Linked DNA regions of Homo sapiens: region 2 is linked to region 1. The links are chromatin contacts, found by Hi-C or POLR2A ChIA-PET in ENCODE. All regions are on one chromosome and are shown on one strand. Each heading gives the region's core, a stretch centred on a gene start or an enhancer-like site at or near the end of the contact. The rest is flanking DNA. Distances are from core to core; before and after follow the strand shown. Region 1 overlaps LRMDA (leucine rich melanocyte differentiation associated). Region 2 overlaps LRMDA (leucine rich melanocyte differentiation associated).

What was found. Hi-C counts contacts between places; a loop is a spot of excess contacts on that map. ChIA-PET counts read pairs that join two places held with the same protein, here RNA polymerase II (POLR2A). Pooled maps may share reads with other maps.
Region 2: a loop to region 1 is called in a map with no recorded cell type, with 6 times the contacts of the local background. The contact joins two enhancer-like sites. A Hi-C loop is called at or near these places in 13 of 37 single-sample maps with no recorded cell type and 5 of 50 pooled maps. POLR2A ChIA-PET finds 5 or more read pairs at or near these places in 1 of 52 experiments (GM12878).

What each region holds. Positions count from the first base shown.
Region 1 is chr10:75,530,297-75,534,515 of GRCh38, reverse strand. All of the region lies in intron 2 of LRMDA (leucine rich melanocyte differentiation associated), which reads right to left. Among named protein-coding and RNA genes, the nearest start is that of MIR606, 20 kb to the left of the region's middle. Within about 2 kb of position 1,820, at least 2 of the 41 ENCODE cell types and tissues checked have a DNase peak (open chromatin) inside an H3K27ac peak, as active enhancers do.
Region 2 is chr10:75,604,818-75,609,036 of GRCh38, reverse strand. The region is part of intron 2 of LRMDA (leucine rich melanocyte differentiation associated); the gene reads right to left. Among named protein-coding and RNA genes, the nearest start is that of MIR606, 54 kb to the right of the region's middle. Within about 2 kb of position 2,521, at least 4 of the 41 ENCODE cell types and tissues checked have a DNase peak (open chromatin) inside an H3K27ac peak, as active enhancers do.

The sequences.
Region 1 (4,219 bases), core at 571-3,070:
GTTGACTCATAAACCTAGAATCCCCCCCTGCCAAATATATGCACCCACAATATTGCCGAGAAAGCAAAGTTCTAAGAGTCAGGACGGCTAGAAACAGTCTTAAATGCCACCCAATTCAATGGTAGCATTTTTCACTGTTTTTTCTTAACTTCTGTTTTAAAGTACACCACATGACAGCAAGTCCCAGGAGGACCACTGTCCACCAAATGTGATGGGCAACTAACTGCCACACACAGCACTTTGCACCCAGTAGCTGTTCAAAGGTATTTGCTGAATTGAATCTCAAACAGACACAGGTTTGCATTATAAGCACCTCACAATTGCGCATCAGGGCACTTGAAATACTCACCCTCATATATTATATTCCCTGTAAAAGACCTAACTTATGCTACATGTGCAGAGACCTTTGATGTAGAGAGCATGAAGAGAGCCTGTTGATGCCAGGAATGGCCAAGAGAAGGAAGATTGAAACTGGGTTCTATAGGACACCATCTGAGCCACTGGATCCACCCACCTGCCCCGAACGCTACCCTAACACCTAGGCAATAGATTTCCTTTACTGTTGAAACCAGTTTGAGTCACTTGCAATATAGAGTCCTCATATGTTGCACATATCGCATGTACATTTTATTTTGTCTTTTGACAAAGTCCCCTCCAAACGTCACCTCCTCCAAGGAGGTGCAATTAATTGTTACTCTCTCTGCACTCTGTGGAATATCGTTGACTCTCTCTCTCCTCTCATCCTCTGAGTGGGCCCAACTCTCCCAGTGATAGCAAGGGAAAGGAAAGGCTCACTCAGCAGCAGACTGCTACAACTGCCTGATCCCAAACACAAGACACCAGAGAATAAGCTTCAAAGTTTCCCACTCCATGATTTTCCAGAAAGTGATGTCCTCTTGCACATCAAGAGACAAGAAAACATAGATGTGCAATGACATAATTTATTATTTACCTACTTTTAACCAAGTCAGTGGGAGAAACAATAAATATGAGTATGCCCAGAAGTGTCTCTTACTCAGACCCATAAAAACTCATTTATAAATAACTCAAAATTTCCACCCAGGATTGATGCTTTCTCTGCTGCACGAAACTCTCCCAGGCTCCCTTGTCAGCCTTTTCCTGAAGTAGATCCAAAGAGACCCTGGGTTACCCCACCCCTAATTGTTACCTATTTCATTTGTATATAGGTTTTCCTCATTAAAATGTCATTATAAAATGAGGAGTCCATTTTAAGGGTAAACAAAGAGTGGTATCTAAATATACTAATATCTCAGCCTTTACTGAAACTAACTTTTATGTAGTCCAACTCCTACCATGTTCTTTGTTATCCTCTCAGTTGAAAGAACGCAGAATATTCTACAGCTCTGCAGGTGACTTCTCTTTCCATAAAATCTCACTAACTAGGATATGCTTTTCAAAATTTACCAGCCTAGTACCTTTCTTTTCAACTTGCTATAAAATGCATTCTTTGAGTAATAAGGCATACTCCACAAACGTGGCTGTGTTCTGTCTTGTATTAATATTATACTTAGCTATTTGAGGTTTGTCACTCCCACGAGAGAGTGAGCCCCTTGATGGCAAGGACAAACATCTTTTAATTGCTTACAGTGCCCAAAACCAGGCTTCATACAAAACAAACCAGTAGTTTCAAACTTGAATATACATCAGGATCAACCACGGAGCTCATTAAAAATACAGATTCCTGAGTCCCACCCCAGGGACTCTGAGCCACCAGGTCTAGGGTAGGGTCAGGGAATCGACATTTCTAACAAAGTGGATCTGAGTGATGCAGGTTGTCTGCATCCTACTGAGAATGACTCAAGCAGAACTCAGTGTGTCTCAACCATACTGAGAATGACTCAAGCAGGACTTCAACAAAAAAAAGTCTGAAATGAATAAGAGTACAAAGTTAGCTAGAAAGATTTTCCAATGTCACCACCAGTCCTCTCTCCAGCATGCACACCTGAGGATGTCTCCCGAATACACCTCCAGCCCCTAGAAAGCAGAGCCTGATGTTTGGCAAACTGGTCTCTCCCAACAGCAGAAAAGGCACTTTCCCCAAGCCCTTTCCTCTGCCTTCAATGTGTTAACACCCAGGCCCAAAAATTACATCTGGGGACTCAGAACCCCAAATGCTCAAAGATAGCAAGCAGCCTGGATCAAAAATTCCAGAATTTGGCACAAGAAAAACATGGAAACTGAGGCTGTGGAACCATGATGGAATCTGGCAACCAGGAATGCCTTTGTCACCTCTCCCCAAGATCTTCGGGATCTGGCTGAAAAGTCAAACTTCTAGCAGGCAAACAAATCTGAGATGTTAGGAAAATAATGAAGACAGCAACAAGACAAATAACAGCCCAAGAGGTCATAAAAGGGGACACTGGTTTCCTTTAAGAAAATTTTTAAACACCCCCTTGTACTGCTCACTGGCTCTTTCCTTTTTTTTTTTTTTTTTTTTTCTTTCTTTCTTTTGAGGTAGAGTCTTCCCTTATCTGCCAGGCTGGAGTGCAATGGTGCAATCAGCTTACCACAGCCTCAAATTCCTGGGCTCGAGTGATCCTCCCACCTCTGCCTCTTGAGTTGCTAGGACTACAGGTGCACACCAATTTTTTTTTTTTTTAAGAGACAGGGTCTTGCCATGTTGTCCAGGCTGAGCTCAAGTGACTCTTCTGCCTCAGCCCCACAAAGTGCTGGGATTACAGGCAAGAGCCACCGCACCTAGCATCACTGATTACTTTCTAAGGCCAATTCCTTTTGGCCTAGCTGGACTGTAAATTCCTTGTGGGCAGGAAATGTATGTCTCATTTCTTGTATCTACATTAAAACTGAACATACACTAGGTGATTAAAAGACCCTGTCCAGAGAACAAGAGTGCTGGCTTTAGAGCCAGAGAAAACCAAGGTCAAACACCACCTCATTTTTAAACCCCTGTGGCACTTACAACCAGGCTTTGTACAAAACAAACCAGTCATCACCACATATTCTTGTGCCAATCACTCAGCTCCTGCTGCAAAGCAACAAAGGATGGGAGTACAGGGTTGGGAGGGTCTGGCTGTTGAGACCCTCAGGTTTGCTCAGACTCTGCTGACCCTAAAAGGCCACACTCACCACGAGTCTGTGAAGGAAGGGAAACTTTAGTGCAGCTCCCACTGCTCCTGCTGTCCAGCTGTCCTTCCCTCTTTTTTGGAATAACGCCTCATCCTTCAGAACTAACCTGCATTGTCCAACAAGTTCTCCTCGACCACCTGACTGTGTTAACCACCCCCTCTGCCACCTCTCTTCAGCACTCGTCCTGCTGTATTATACCTCCCTGTGGTCGTGTCTGTCTACCCACTGGCTAACAACATTAAGGAAGAGCTGGTGATATCCCAGCCTCCACTGTAACCCTAGAGACCAGCACAGTGCCTGGCACACACAGACACTCAAGAGACATGCCCAGTGAAAGAGCAGACCTTGCTTAGCCTCTATCTTCCCAGATGTGAAATGTGAGCTGTTGTGACAACAGATGATATATAACACAGCCTGAAATAGTCCCCATTCAATAAATTATAAATATTCTCATTGAGATTGCTAATAGTGAACTATTAGTTACCAAAAAGCCCATAGTGCCGGAACTATAGACAACAGAGTTCAGTACAAGGGGCAAGGAGCCCAGGCACCAGCAACAATGGTTTTCTGAGATCCTGTCCTCCAGGATCAATCCCTGAAGCCCACCTTTAGGTTCCACTCCCAATAAAACCACTCAGGAATGGTGAGGAGAGGAATGTCAACTCTTTGTTTCAAGTGGCCCCATGTTCTTCCCCAGTCTCAGTGAGCCATTACCTGAAACCAAGGGCCTAGTGGGAGGGAATGCAGAGAAAAGCCATTCCCACAGTGAAGGAGTGAGGCAGGCTGATTTATGAGGAAGGATTCTAAAGAAGTTAAATACACACCACTTGGCACAGCAACCCAGGGTGAGGAATGGGGGTGCCCTTCACAGCCAGGAAACATCAGGGATGAGTCAACACTGAGGTCAGCAGCAAGGAGGGGGCAACACAGGTCCCTCCATTCTGGGAAGGACTCACAGGCATTCGTCACTTGTCAACTGACCCAAGGTGCTCCATGCATTGCCGTCCCTGAATTCCTGCAATTCTGTGATGCAGTTAAGAACTCCTCCCTTGGGAGAGTCACTGTGAGCATTACTCCAGGGAGACTTACCGAGAATTCCCATCCATCATTC
Region 2 (4,219 bases), core at 1,272-3,771, 74 kb before region 1:
TAGGGAGAGCTGATGAGAAGATGTACACTCTTTGAGAGTACGTGCAGGTGACGAGAGTGAGTATAGTGAAGGGTCACTGCACCAGACAAACTGTTGGTCGTGTTGAAGTTCTCTGGAGACCAAGGCTTGGAATGTGGCCCTTGATCAAGACAGGTGACCCAGGCAGAGACAGTAACCAAAAAGGGATTCTTTGGAAGAAACAGTGAACAGAGAGGAGCTAGACCCTGGTGTGAAGTGCAAACATGATCTGACTCATCAGCCTTATCCTCACTTAAAGGGTTATGCCCCCCACTTCACAGTTGCAGGCTCACAATATACCACTGCTTCCCAAACTAACCAACTCTGGATCTGTGTATAGCAGATGCAAAATAAACTTGTGGCCTTGTATGGCTCTTGGGTTTTGTTATTGTCAATATATACAATTTATATATATTTAAGGTATACAACATGATGCTTTAATATACATGTACATTAGTGAACTGAACATTATAGTCAAACTAATTAATGTAGTCTTCTCTTCACATAGTTACCATTTTTTGTGTGTGGTGGGAACACTTAAGATCTACTCTCTTAGCAAATTCCTAGTATACAGTGGTATATTATTAACTATAGTCACATGCTGTACATTTAGGTCTCCAGAACTTATTACATCCTACATAACTGAAACTTTGTACCCTTTGACCAACAACCTTCCCATTTCCCTGGCCCCCCATCCCCTGGTAACAACCATTCTAGTCTCTGCTTCTATGTGGTTGACTATTTTAGATTCCACATATAAGTGAGATCATGCAGTAGTCTTCTAAGTCTGGTTTATGTCACCATGTTCTCCAGGTTCATCCATGTTGCAAATGGCAGGACACCCTTCTTTTTTTAAGGTGGAATAATATTGCTTTGTGTATGTGTGTGTATATATATATATATATATACACACACTACAATTTTTGATCCAGTCATCCATCAATGGACACTTAGGTTGTTTCCCTCTCTTGGTTATCTGGGTATATATCTGATGGAAATAAAATCAGTATCTCAAAGAGATATCTGCACTCCCATGCTCATGGCAGCATTATTCACAATAGCTAGGATATGGACAATGGATTTTTAACCACTCCAGGCAACCACTTCATGTTTGGATACCTAACAGAAGCAACCAGAGAGCTGGTTAAAAATAGAAAATCTTGGGCTCCAAAAAAAAAAAAAAAAAAAAAAAAACCACTGAATCAAAATCTCCAGGAGTGGGGCCTAGGAATCACAATTTTTTAAAGTTCCTTGGGTGGTTCCAGTGCAGCCAGTCATTTGGAAATCACTAAGTCACCTCACTTGCTTGCACATGAGGAATGAAGACAGTGCTGTTGTTACAAAACCAAAACAAGGCAGTGATTCTCCCTTAAAAAGAAAAAGATGCTCATCTGTAATGCTTTAGCATTTGTTTACAGATAATTAAATGTGGAGGAAAAGAAGGTTAGGACCTGAGAAAATCATGTGTTAAAAACTAAAAGTGGAAGGGCCCACTATAAATTAGAGCACTACAAAATTATCACCTGTATCAATAGAAAAATATAGTTCAATATAAGAACATCCAAAGAAATACAGTATTACATGAAATGGCTTCCCATCTGTAGTAGCTTTAACATAACAGAATTAAGACAACAAATCTGCTGAGGGGAAAATATCATGTAGGTCAATTTTATTCATTCGAATCTAACAGACTAGAAATTTGAAGAAATTTTAACAAGCATTTACTTTCCTATCGTATGTCAAGAAAGGCCTTGTTCATAAATACAAGATAGGAAAGACTTTCAGAAGATAGTTAAAACTCAAGAGGACTGTTCTGAAATGTCTTGATCACTTTGGAAGTAACCATTTCTCTAACATTTTGTAATAAAATGCCAAGTATTTTTAACTAGTCATTAAAACTGTTCCGGGAATTTCTATTGTAGACTTTGATATCTAATTCAAGTGGCTGCATAAATTTGGAAGCTACAAAATCAATTTTCCATAAAATATCATTTGGGCTTCACTAATCCAAACTGGCCTCCTTCCTAATTAGGTTGAATTCATGGGATTTTATTGTAATGCACTGCCAAATCAAATTGTTAAAACTGGGAACTTTGTGCTATTTTGGATTATCATAACATCCTTTCCCTCCATTAGCAGGGATGGCCAGAGGTTGCTAATACAATAAATGTTTAATGGATGGCAACACTGTCCCTTGCCCCCAGAAATAGAGATACAGACATAAAAATACCCTCAGATCTGTTTGTATCCATGCTTTCTGCCTTCTCTCTTGCTTGTGGCAAACAGTGAATTTTCCCAATATAAAGAGACATGCCAATCGACTTACTCAAGCCAAAGGTAAACAGAAAAGAAGTGAGAAGAAAGGGATGAAAAAACACTGCGGCAGCTCTGGGAGACATAGTCTTCTGTGCCAAGAGACCATCACCTCCTATAAATGTCCCCAGTCCTTTAACATTTGAAATAGAAAGGTGCAGTGGAAATGCAGGCTTCTGGAAGGGCACCAATAGAGCCCATGTAGCCCGGAATGGACTCTGCCCTTAACTAGAAACTGGGAGTCAGTGAGAAAATAGAACCTCGGTTCTAAAAATAGCCCACTTATTTTCATTTCTGGTTTCAATACCTTCACTGCACCTTTGTTTTAAAGGCATTACAGGAGTTCTGACATTTTCTTTCCATTTCTGAATCAACAGAGAAGAAATTCAGCTACATGGTAAGAGAGTTAATATTCTACCTTCTCGCACACTTAACACAGACATACCCATGCAAGAGCACATGTTAAGACTGGCCTCAGTTTGGTTGGGTTTAAGAGAAGGAGTTACCAGCAGTGAACTTTACTTATCTTACCATTAGAAAACAGGGTTGGCCAGGCGCAGTGGCTCATGCCTGTAATCCTAGCACTTTGGGAGGCTGAGGCGGGTGGATCACTTGAGCCCAGGAGTTCAAGACCAGCCTGGGCAATATGATGAAACCCCATCTCTGCAAAAAATACAAAAATTAGCTGAGCATGGTGGTGCACACCTGTAGTTACAGCTACTTGGGAGCCCAAGGTAGGAAGAGCATCTGAGTCCAGGAGGCAGAGGTTGCAGTGAGCCATGATTGCGCCACTGCACTCCAGCCTGAGTGACAGAGCAAGACCCCGTCTCAAAAAGAAAGAAAGAAAGGCTTATTTGGGAGGAGGTGAGACGGCAAGAGAGTACTCAGTTCCCAGCCGCTGCCATCACTCTTTCTCCTTCAACTGCTCACACAAAGAACTTGGCCATTCAAGCCAAAGAAATGTAGATTTCTGTCCCAGCTTCACCATGACCTTAGATAAGTTAATTTCTGCAACTCAGTTTCTTCATGTTTGAAATACTGATAATTATTTTCATTCCAATCACTCTTAACATTAGAGCAGCGGCAGGAGGGGTTAGAATGTGCCCAGAAAGGATGCGTTAGGACAAGGGTCCTGCTGTCACTCTCCAATCAGATCAAAGTGTTCCATCAGTGGCCTTTCAATATGTTTAACTTCTCTTTTTCTTGTCCTTCGACTGCTGGGGAAGAAAATGTTTTAGTTAAGTATCCCACAATGTACAAACTTTCTAGGTGCGATTCTCTGCTTGGGGCAAACACGGGAAATTTTGGAACATATCCAGATGGAGAACAGGCTGACTCTTGACTGAAGACTGGTGTAAACTACAGTGTGGAACAGACTGTCTTCTATATTCAAACAGCTCCTATCATCTGAGCTATCAAAAATCCAACCAGCGTCAGGGAGACATTCAGGAAGAAAGGACTCTCATAAAGAAGCCACTCATAATCAAACTTGGAGAAATTGATTTAGAATTCAAGTCTCTATATTCCCAGTCTTGAGACTTTTCCACTGCACAGTATTTAGTCATATGAACTGTGTGGCATTCCCAGTTTATCTTTGTTACTCTTTTAGAATCCAGGAACCCAGGTTGAAACTAAGCAAGTTGTCCCAATGAATTTCTCCTTTTCTACTTGTCAAAGTCAAATAAAAAATATAGAGACAAATCTCTAAACAAAACATTTTGTTTGGGAAAACTGAATTGCAATTTGGGGCATACACAGACTGCGGTGGTCTTCAGTATGTCACAAGAACAAAGAGAAGGAAGGTTGGGGCTCTATTAAAAAAGAAATGTTATGTATTCTTTTGAAAGAAAACTCATTGGCACTAGTGAAGTTTTTTGAAGTGGGCAAG